Linked DNA regions of Homo sapiens: region 2 is linked to region 1. The links are chromatin contacts, found by Hi-C in ENCODE. All regions are on one chromosome and are shown on one strand. Each heading gives the region's core, a stretch centred on a gene start or an enhancer-like site at or near the end of the contact. The rest is flanking DNA. Distances are from core to core; before and after follow the strand shown. Region 1 holds the start of MAGI2 (membrane associated guanylate kinase, WW and PDZ domain containing 2). Region 2 holds the start of TMEM60 (transmembrane protein 60).

What was found. A loop is a pair of places that touch in the nucleus more often than their neighbours do. Pooled maps may share reads with other maps.
Region 2: a map of ascending aorta shows a loop between it and region 1 (6-fold over the local background). The contact joins the promoter of TMEM60 here to the promoter of MAGI2 in region 1. A Hi-C loop is called at or near these places in 3 of 168 maps with a recorded cell type or tissue (ascending aorta, chondrocyte and ovary) and 11 of 50 pooled maps.

What each region holds. Positions count from the first base shown.
Region 1 is chr7:79,451,180-79,456,436 of GRCh38, forward strand. MAGI2 (membrane associated guanylate kinase, WW and PDZ domain containing 2) reads right to left here and starts at 2,488. Exons shown (of 22, transcript NM_012301.4): 1 at 1,841-2,488. The coding sequence starts at 2,141. It overlaps MAGI2-AS3 (MAGI2 antisense RNA 3), which reads left to right and starts at 1,778. Exons shown (of 4, transcript NR_038346.1): 1 at 1,778-2,012; 2 at 2,408-2,476. RefSeq lists an enhancer at 934-1,228.
Region 2 is chr7:77,796,765-77,801,397 of GRCh38, forward strand. TMEM60 (transmembrane protein 60) reads right to left here and starts at 1,670. Exons shown (of 2, transcript NM_032936.4): 1 at 1,490-1,670. It overlaps PHTF2 (putative homeodomain transcription factor 2), which reads left to right and starts at 2,009. Exons shown (of 19, transcript NM_001395272.1): 1 at 2,009-2,207. RefSeq lists an enhancer at 1,430-1,539 and a silencer at 1,950-2,089.

The sequences.
Region 1 (5,257 bases), core at 1,238-3,737:
TTAAGATGTGATGATCATTGCAAACTATAATAGGGCATCCGTTTGTGGGACTCTATTAAGTCCAATTTAACAACGCTTAACTTTTGCAGCCACGTTCCATGACAAATATCAAGCATTTGGCCAACAAAACCATGGTCATTAGTTGTGTAGTAGACTTTTCGTACCCAAAGATCTTTCCATTTATGTCTATTCCTATAAGGTGGTATTTTGACATCGAACATGTTAACATGAATCTCTGTATTTGAACCTTAGGTATCTTATCTTCAAAAATATCAAGTTACTCTATTTTCCTTCCTACCAAACTCATATCCCTTCAGTGTTAAATAGTATGGAGCTATGTTGACTTATAATAACCTATCTCAATTTATTACCTCTTAATACTCAAGAATACCCAAGGAAAACATTTTCTTGTATGGCAATTTACATTTAAGAAACCTTGCCCAGTACTTCTTTTTATCTTGTTTATTTTAAAACAAGTTTTTTAGAGAATAATTTAACAGTGCGGTACATCTCCGTAAAAGCATTTCTTAGTAGTTGATCATGATTAAGCGGCAAAATGCAGGTAATGACATGCTCAATTCCACCTTTGAGTCAGGACAAACAGTGTACATCGACGACAACAACAAACCCTTATGCTAATATGCCTGTGACGCAAATATCCATACATACCGCACACGAATTGTGCAGTGAGCTAAAAAAGAAAACAGAAAAGAAAAAAGCTACTACTTTATTCTACTTAAAGTTGTCCTCTATTCAAACTTTTATCTCACTCTTCTCTCCTTCTGCACCATAATTTTCTTTCGAGCAAAGACAGGGAGTTCTGGATGATTCCAATCTCCCCAAATCCACATCACAGCCTCCAATTGAGGTTCATTTAAGTCAGGTTGGAGCTGAGGGAGCCTGGGCTGGAACCGGCCAGGGTTTCATCCAGCTCCTCCCCCAAAACACGCCCCCCAAATCGGAGCCAGAGGAGAGCCCAACCACAGAGGACTTCCACTCAATGAGGGCAACCCCTGAGTAAAGTCCATGCGGACAACCATTCATCTCCTCCGACAACCATTCATCTCCTCCGACCCCCGCCCAGCACTAGACTGCGCTCCTAGCACCGCGCCTTCTTCCGGAGCCTCCTCCCCCGGGCTGGCTAGGGGTGAGCGCAGGGGTTAGTCAGTACGCACGTGACGCGCGATGCCCACATGACACGACCGTGAGCGGGGGAGGGGGACACGGAGTGAAGAAGGGGAAAAGTTACAGAAGACCCGTCAAAGCGCCCAAAGCAATTTGTCCCTTCTTTTCTTCGCCAGCGGTGGCTCACGGATCCCTAAGGGACAGCTGGGGACCCAGGCGCCCCCAGCCCAGCCCCAGAAACGCTGGACGCAGTTCTCCGCTCACCCCACCACCTTCTCTTCCCAGACCCGCTGGTGATGCCGCTGCACCCTGAAGTTGCTCCTTCCTTCTTTCCCTCCCTTCCTCCCATTCTTTCTTTCTTTTCTTCCTTCCTCCCTTCCCCAAAAGCTCTTCATCCGCTTCGGGTGATGCCACTGACGCACATTCAATTTGCCCCAGCAGCTCTGAGGAGGTCAGACCAGGCCGAGCACCTTCCAAAGGGGAGGGTCTAACTGAGCAAACAAAGTTGCACGCCACACCACAACCTGCCCCTCCCCTCCCTTTAGCCCCCAAGTCGAATCCCCGGCGAAACTCACTTGCACTGCGGGTGCTCTCTGGCCCCCACCCCATCATCGCGCAACACACCCCCTTCAACATGCGCGGCCACCCTTTCATTGCCCTGCGCCCCGAGCGGTCCCACCGCCCGGCAAAACACTGAGCAAGCCGCTGCTCTCACCTTGCTTGACACACTTGAGCCGGAGGGGGTCCTTGCAGTGTTTGATCACGGCCAGCACGTCCCTGATGGTGAGCCCCGCCACGGGGGTCTCGTTCACCTCCAGCAGCAGCTCCTCCGACACCAATTTGCTGCCGCTCTCATAGGCCACCTTGCCGGGCTTCACCTCCCCCAGGTAGGGGAACTGTCCATTCTCGGCGCCCCCCTTCAGTTCAAAGCCCAGCTGGCCCTCCGGGTTCCTGCCAATGACACTCTCATGGACTTTGCTAGTCCAGTGGCTTTTCTTTTTCAAGCTTTTGGACATGGCAGTGGGGCGAGTCGCCTCAGTTCCTGGGCTCCTTGGGGTTAGGGGGGCTGGTGGTGAGAGAATGAGGATGGAGGAGCAAGGGGGCCCAGGGGGAAGAACAGCAGACTTTGCCTTCGCCCCCCTCTATTCGGTGCTTTCCCTCTTCTTTGGATGGAGTGTGGACGAGGAATGGGGAGGATGAGAGGGACGGCTGGGCAGAGGTAGGAGAGCTTGGATGAGGTTGTGCTGTCCCTTGAATGACACTCAAGGCTGTGGCCCCGCAGCAGAGGAAGCAGTGGTGGTGGCGTCGGCGGCGGCGGCGGCGGCAGCCGGAGCGAGCAGTAGCCGAGCTGGTGAGCGGGTGTGGTGGGGGTGGGGAAGGAGGGTAGGGATGCCGGGGGCCACTCCTGCGTGGTGCGAGTGGGAACGCGCGCGCGCGCCTGGGTGTGTGTTGTTAGCTGATATCCATGGCAGCTGCAGTGGCAGGGTGCGTGTGCGTGTGTGTGTGTGTGTGTGTGTGTACTAGTTCTACTGTACTGGCAGACGGGAGGAGGCAGGGGAGGAGGGGCGCGCGCGCCGGGTGGGGAGCCACGGAGGGCTTCGCCGCTGCCTCCCTCCCTCCCTCCGCAGCTTGACCCGGTAGTGAAGGCAGAGAGAGAGGCAGGCTGGGTCCGCCTGGCAGCCTACGGGAGGAGGCGGGAGCCGGGAAGGAGGGGAGCCTAGGCCCGGCGTGGGGAGGCCGGCAGGAAGGGCCTCGAGCCCAGTGCGGACCTTTCTTCAGCCTCTGTGCGACCGAGCCGCGCGCCAGGCTCCTGTGCGAGGAGGACGCGCTGACTCCCTCCGACCTGGGCTCCGATGGAGCAGAAATAGCGGGACCTGGACTTGTGGCGCGCCTGGTGCCACATCTCGGGCTCTGCGAGCGTCCTGGCGCGGGATCCTGCCGTGAGAAGGAGTTGGGGCGGGGGACCCGGCGGGGCATTGCGGGAGAAGGCCTGGGATCCCTGGGAGCCTTGTAGCGTGGGGGAGTTCACTGTGTAGAGAGGTTTCATGTCTTCATCTATATAGTCACTTATTTGTCTTAAAGTTCTCGAAATTCCCTCTTAGAGAAGGAGAAAGTTAGAGAACTGGAGGCTGCGTACCCTGATTACGCAGAAGGGAAGCAGCCTCGCATTCCCCGGGGCAGGCCCCCGCCCGCGCGTCCCGCCAGTAGGGGAATTTAGCGGACGGCTGCGGTTGTCTGGTGAAAGGCTATCCAAGGATAAGGGGCTTCACTTTTCCCAAGTAGGGGAAAGAGAAGGGGTCTACAGGGCTAGGGGTGGAGGGAGCGGATGCAGTGAGCAGCCTCCGCAGAGAAATTGACAATTTAACCAGGGACCTGCGGCAGAGACAAGGCGGAGACACTCCCTTGCCCAGGAAAGCCGCCAGAGTCCGGCTTGTACCTGGGGAAGAATCCTTAAGACGGTCTGGCCCAACACTCCTTTGCTCACAGAGAAAGGGGAGAAGACTCCCGAGGGTGAAAATGGTACATTCGGAGCTGGAACTCAGCTCGCTGACCCCAAGCAGTGTTCCCTTCTTTTCGCCAGGTTTGCATCCAAGAGAGGGGAGGACAGGGGCAAAAGGATGCAGGGAGGCTGCTGATTTCCACTGAAGAGCTAATTTCCTGTGAGACATTAACAGTGATTTAAGAAAAAGATTCCTGTAACTGGTAAATGAATTTCATTTGCTTAACTTTTAGATGATATGTTTCAGGCAAAAAAAAAGTTGTGCACCCACTTATCTCTTTAAAGCGGAGGATGAAAAGCATTGAATAGGTAGGATTCTTAATGTCTGAGATGAAGGCGATGTAGGAGGCAAACAATACGGTTAAAAATGTTGAGTCGACCCAAACAGAAAGACCAGGTTTCAATCCAGACTCTGCGGCTTACTGAGAATATGATCTTGAGTAAACTGCTTGACCTTCCTGAGCCTCAGCTTTCTTAGTTGTTAAATGGACTTTAACAATACTAATCTGTTAGGACTGTGGTGAGGATGAAATCAGGGAAATCAGTCACAGCAGTGCTCTCCTGGCACAGGTGAGTAGGAGTTCGAAATGATAATTCCCTCCTCTTTCCCTCTTAGGTATAACTTACTACTTGGGGATGAGGGGGATCAAATGTAGTCAGAACTGGAAGAGATCTTAAAAAAAGATGATTTGTTTAACCTTGTGTCTTTTTTTCACTTGAGAAAACAGATCCTCCGTAAGTTGGCTGCACTAGTTGAAGCTTATTCAGTGAGCCAGGGGCAGTGCCAGGATCTGAAGCCAGAGCTGCAGGCAATGCCCAGGAGTAGGCAAGACTTGATAGCAAAGCCTAATCTCACCCAGAGAAGTTGAGTGTTAGCATTATGAGGCATAGTTCTAAATGGAAACTCATCATGAGAACCGAATATATACATATTGTAAAACCAAATGACAAGCTACCATTCATGGAATATACTAATATTTATTAGGTTCTAACTACATGCAAGATGTTGTTTTATAGGCTTTACACATAATACTTAATTTCTCCTGACATTTTGATAAAATAGGTACTGTTATCTCCTTTTACAGGTAAGGAAACTGAGGTATACAAGGATGAACTTTTGCAAGGCTACAAATCTTGTTAATAGTGAAGCTAACGTTCAGACCCAAGTGGTTCGGCTCTAGACTTTGTCTCAGTTACTGAATTGAACTCTCTGTGCACTTACGATGTGTCATACCAGTTCTCACTACATAGTGTCCCAAAAGATTGGGCCTGCTCTTTCTTTCAGAGACAATTAGGAAAAAAGTAAACAAACGGAGCAGGATTTGGGCATAACAGCATGCTCCTCCCATCCCCCAAATCCCAGGAGTGTCACTGAGGTCAGTGCCAGTTAACTTAGTGCTCTTCAACTTCACAGCTACCCTTCTTTGCCCTAAATTGTGACATTAGAGCTGAAATCTGTAAACGTCTTTATGGTCAGTTGGCACAGTGTTTAGCTTTGTCAATAGAAGGTGCTAGGGGAACACTGCAGAAAGAAAGGGGCTCCTTTTCTTGGTTCCAGTGCTTTCCTGCTTGCTCCTACGGTGTGGTGGCCAGTGAGTGACTTTCTGACCAGTGGTGTGCAAGAAGGCCATG
Region 2 (4,633 bases), core at 420-2,919, 1.7 Mb before region 1:
AAAGGTGAAGGAACTGGCTAATTGAGCCAAATACCCTAGATTAGCGTGCTCAATTATATTTTAGAACTAACTTTGATGTACTGTGCAACATCTCTACTACTTTAAATAGTGGGTGGCTATCACAGTGCAAGAGGACACATCTGTTCTATTTCAACAGTTAAGTATTAGTCTCCTAACTCACCTCTTTTCCCTTATACCCATCTAGTGGCACTTAAACTTGTTTACTTAATTGGCAAAGGCTTCATACTGCAGTAATTTTGCTTCTAAGGAGGCATTTTTCTGTGTTGGTTTCCTTTCCCGGCCAGAGGCTGCCATAGAGTGGGATGTGGGACTGAATTTGGAAGCAGGGTTGGAGGGGTGTGTGTTGATTAATAACCATGGATGGATTTCATCCCGTAAATTGCACAATCCCCACCTCCAATCTATCAGGCCGTTTTTGTGAACCTCTGAAAAACGGTTTATGATTATACACTTGCTTAAACCTAACTGTTCCATCTGCTATCGGATAAGACAAGCTTCATTTTTTTCTTACATTTGGCTGTACTTACCACAGGTGCTTTAGGGCTGGAGGTGAAAGGATGCAAGTAACAATCTTATTGTGCCTACAAGATTTATAATGTGGGATGCAACAAAATTCTGTTATGTTCTTGCACGGAAATACCCTCAATGGGGAAGCACTGCTGATACTTAAATGACGATTGAAGGATTGTACGCCTGTATGCTGAGCTACAACGATGACATACGATCCCAGTTTTACATTTACGTCTTCATCAATTTGAGCAGTCGTTATGTTTCCTACTATTCTCTCCACAAGAAAGGGGGAGGTGCGTACTCCAAAAATGTGCTCAACTAAAATGTTTCCCATTTAAGGTGGTTATTTCTGGCACTAGGAAGACAGTTAAATATTTGTTAATGATTCCTTACTCATTTTTAAAACCTTCGGAGTTACCCCTGTATGGACATATATAGAGCCCCACCCACATAGCCCACGGCTGGGTATCAGCCCCCATTTCCCTTCTCTCGCCACTGCCAGTAGTCTACCAAGTGAACCTGCCTCATCCCAAAGATAATTTTGCTTCATGAGCCCACATATTTATTCTTCTTCATAATGAGTCGCTTTTGAAAAGCCCGTGCAGCAACAGCCTTGGCCAAAGGAACAGCGTTCTGCTTACAACTTAGCTCATCTGGGGGCCTATTTGCCCCTGGAACTTCAGGACGCTCCTAAACTATACTTGCCCTTCTGCAAACACCGACAGTCGGCTCGCGGCGCCCCACCGGGACGCTCCCCTTTCATGGGCTGTAAGCCCAGCACATGCTGGAGTTTAACACGGTTCCTGCTGGATGCGCACAGAAGCCCTGGAGCCAAGCAGGCGTGTGCGCGTTTGGGGCTGGCTGTGTGATGGGTTGAGGGTCGGCCGCACAGCCCACGGAAGCATCAGGAGACCAGCGCCGGCGTACGGTGCGGGCTAGGGCAGAGCCCCAGACTCACCTGGCAGCGCTGCCGGCCGGAAAGCGGAGAGGGACGCGAAGATCAGCAAATTCGCCAGTTTGGATCCTTGTCCTTTTCCGCCCTTTTCCCCCCATTAAATCCAGAACCCGTCACATGATAATTAAGAAAAAACTTCAGTTCCGCCTCCTCAAACGACTGCGGTAGAGGATCTCTCAGTTCTACCTCAGTGCCGCGCCCACATCCGGGGCTGGTTCTCACCGCCCCTGAGCCTACCCTATAGGTAGAGAGGACGCCAATCTGGATTCAGAGGTCCCTTTTCCGCGGTAATTGGACCATTTGTCCGCCAGTGCAAACCAACCGACCTTTCCTTACTTTCGGGTTCGACAGAAAGGCGGCAATAAAAAGACCCATTGGTCCCGCCTCTCTACTGTCACGGGTTAGTAGGGAAGTCAGTCCAAGATCAGCCTGGAGTTTCCGTGCTCCCATTGGGCCCACAGATGTTAATCAGAGCAGCCGGCGCTCAGCTCCGCCCTCTCGGGACGCCCCGCCCCTCCTCCCATCCTCCCTGCCCGCGCGCAGTGACTGCAGGCTCCGGCGCAAAATCCTGCGGGAGAGGGGGTGGGGCAACCCTCTGGAGGCAGCGCGCCCGCGGGCAGCCTCGTTGTGGCTCCTTGGGCTCTGTTGGCGGCGGCGCTAGCTTCGGAGTCTCCCGCGCGCACCTCAGCCGCCTCCTAGCGGCGCGGCGCTCGCTCCTACGGTAAGAGCGGCATCACCTCCGCGCTCGGGTGGGCAGTGTGGAGGTCGTCGAGTTCTGACAGAATTTCGAGGATGGATCGGGACGAGGGAGGAGAGCGGTCGTCGGGATGGAGGTGGGGGCTCCGGGGCCAACGCGTCGCCCTCCGTCGCCGGCGACTTTCCCGGCAGTCTCCCGTACCTGAGGGCCGGGGTCAGCCGCGACCCCTTCTCATCAGTCGGCCGGTGGCGGAGGCTCAGCCGCCTTCCTCCCGAGCTCGCGCGGTCCTCAAGTCTTGATGGTGACGGGCCGAAGCCCAGCGCGCCACCCGCCCCTCGGGCCCCGCTTCCAGGCCCCTGTCCTTTGCTTCCTTCCCTTGGCGCTGTGCTGAGGGGTCGTCGGGTCCTGGAAGGGCGTTCAGGGGTCTCGGGTGGCTAGCCCGGCTGGCGGGGAGATGTCAGCTAGCGGCCGGAGGAGCGGGCTCGGGAGGGGGCGGCGGCTCGCGCGCTGGAGGAGGTGGAAGGAGGGTCGCTGCCCTGCCCCCTCTGAGCAGGCGGCAGTCGAGTTTTCTGATCCCAACACGGCGGAGTGGGTGCTTAAGGCATGGGCCTTAAGGGATAGTTCCCGTCTGGAAACAATACCGTGCTCCATCAGCATGCTTCAGCTTTTCTTATTTTTATCTGCCCAGTGTTGACAGCCAGCATTCTGGTATTGTCCTTCGAGTCATGGCTTTCTAACTCAGCACCTCCTTGTGTAACTTCAGGGATCATTCTGTCACTAATCTGTCACCCTTCTTATTTTTAGCGTGGCGAAAACAAGGAACTGCCTTATACTAACCTGGGCAGTGCAGAATCTGGAACAATTTATTAATCTCAGTGTGTACTTTACATGCCAAGTAATTTTGAAATTCATGGTGAATATTAAATATTTTGTAGTTTTCGGTTGCTTTCTTTGTTAATAGTATATCCTCCTTGCTTTGAGACTACTTTTCAGGTGTGATACTTTAATCTTAAGGTTTTTGGTTAGCTTTTGCCATTTTTAAACGTTTCTTTCATTTTTTTTTTCTCCAAGACTTTGGCAAGAGACTTAGTATTTGATCTTGTTTTCAGGTATTTTTGTAAAGTTTATTTTCTTTCAAACTGGGCTTTTTTCACCATATTTTTAATATTGGAAGGGGAATTCTGAAAGTCTGGAAACTGCACACTTTAGCCTAAAGAGTCACAAAACAGTATAACAATTTGAAATCCTAACTTGGATATGGTGTATGGACTGCAAATTTTAAGAGAAGGAAATGGATATGCGTTATCAGTTGTAGTGGCTCCACCTCCATAACGTAGAGGAGAGGAATCTGGAGGTCTGCGGAGAATGAGCCATGTCTGGGGCCAGAAACAGTGGTTCCAGGAAATATTTTTGCCCCAGAAATAGCCTGCCTCCCACACAGACTGGCTGTCTGAATGCATCTGATAGTTTTAAGTTAGGTGTTAGTGAGGTGGAGAGTTTTCGTGTTCCAATTTTGACCACTTTCTGGTGGAGCATGAAAATGTGGTGAGTAAACAAGTATAGTATACAATGGGGGCACTCTTGCATAGATAGTCAAGCCTCCAAGAGTAAACTTTTTTTGAGCCCAAACTGGCACTGGACAGTTGGCCCTAAAAATGAAGAAGGTGGCCCACCCAATTTTTAAACCATGAACTTTTTTTGGCTGGTCCATTTAATGCAAAATTGCAAGGAATATGTAATGAAAAAAACCTTCACTAAACTGAAGAGAATTTAGGGTGTCATGTGGATAAAATGAAACTCGAAAATAGTTGGACTACTTGTATATTATTTAATCATTTTAGTCCTGTGAGATGGGTACTGATTACTGTCATTTTATAGATGAGCAAACCAAGACTTAGTTTAACTAATTTGTTCAAGATTTCTTCACAAATGAGTCAGTAGAGGTGAGATTCACACCTAAGCAGTCTGATTCCAAAGCCTACATTCCAAGCCATTATACTTTATTACCACAATAAAATTGGCTTCTTGGAGACTTTATAGTAGGAGACTACTCAGTGGAAAATAACACTGCAAAACCGTAAATTGAATCCACTATTGTACACAGTAACACTTTGAGATCATTGTATAATAGGCACTGTTGGATTTTGCTGAAGATAAAGGGATGGAGTCACCTTCTCTGTGTTTGAGGAGCATTCATTTGATGGGAGAAATAGATATTTGAACAAATGACGATAATACAATATATACAGATTGAGCATCTGTAAACTGAAAATCTGAAATGCTCTAAAATCTGGAACCTTTTGAGTGCCAAGATGATGCCACAAGACACTTGACTTCATGTGACAGGTTACAGTCAAGCTGGGTGCGGTGGCTCACGCCCGTAATCCCAGCACTTTGGGAGGCCAAGGCGGGTGGATCACCTGAGGTCAGGAGTTCAAGACCAGCCTGAC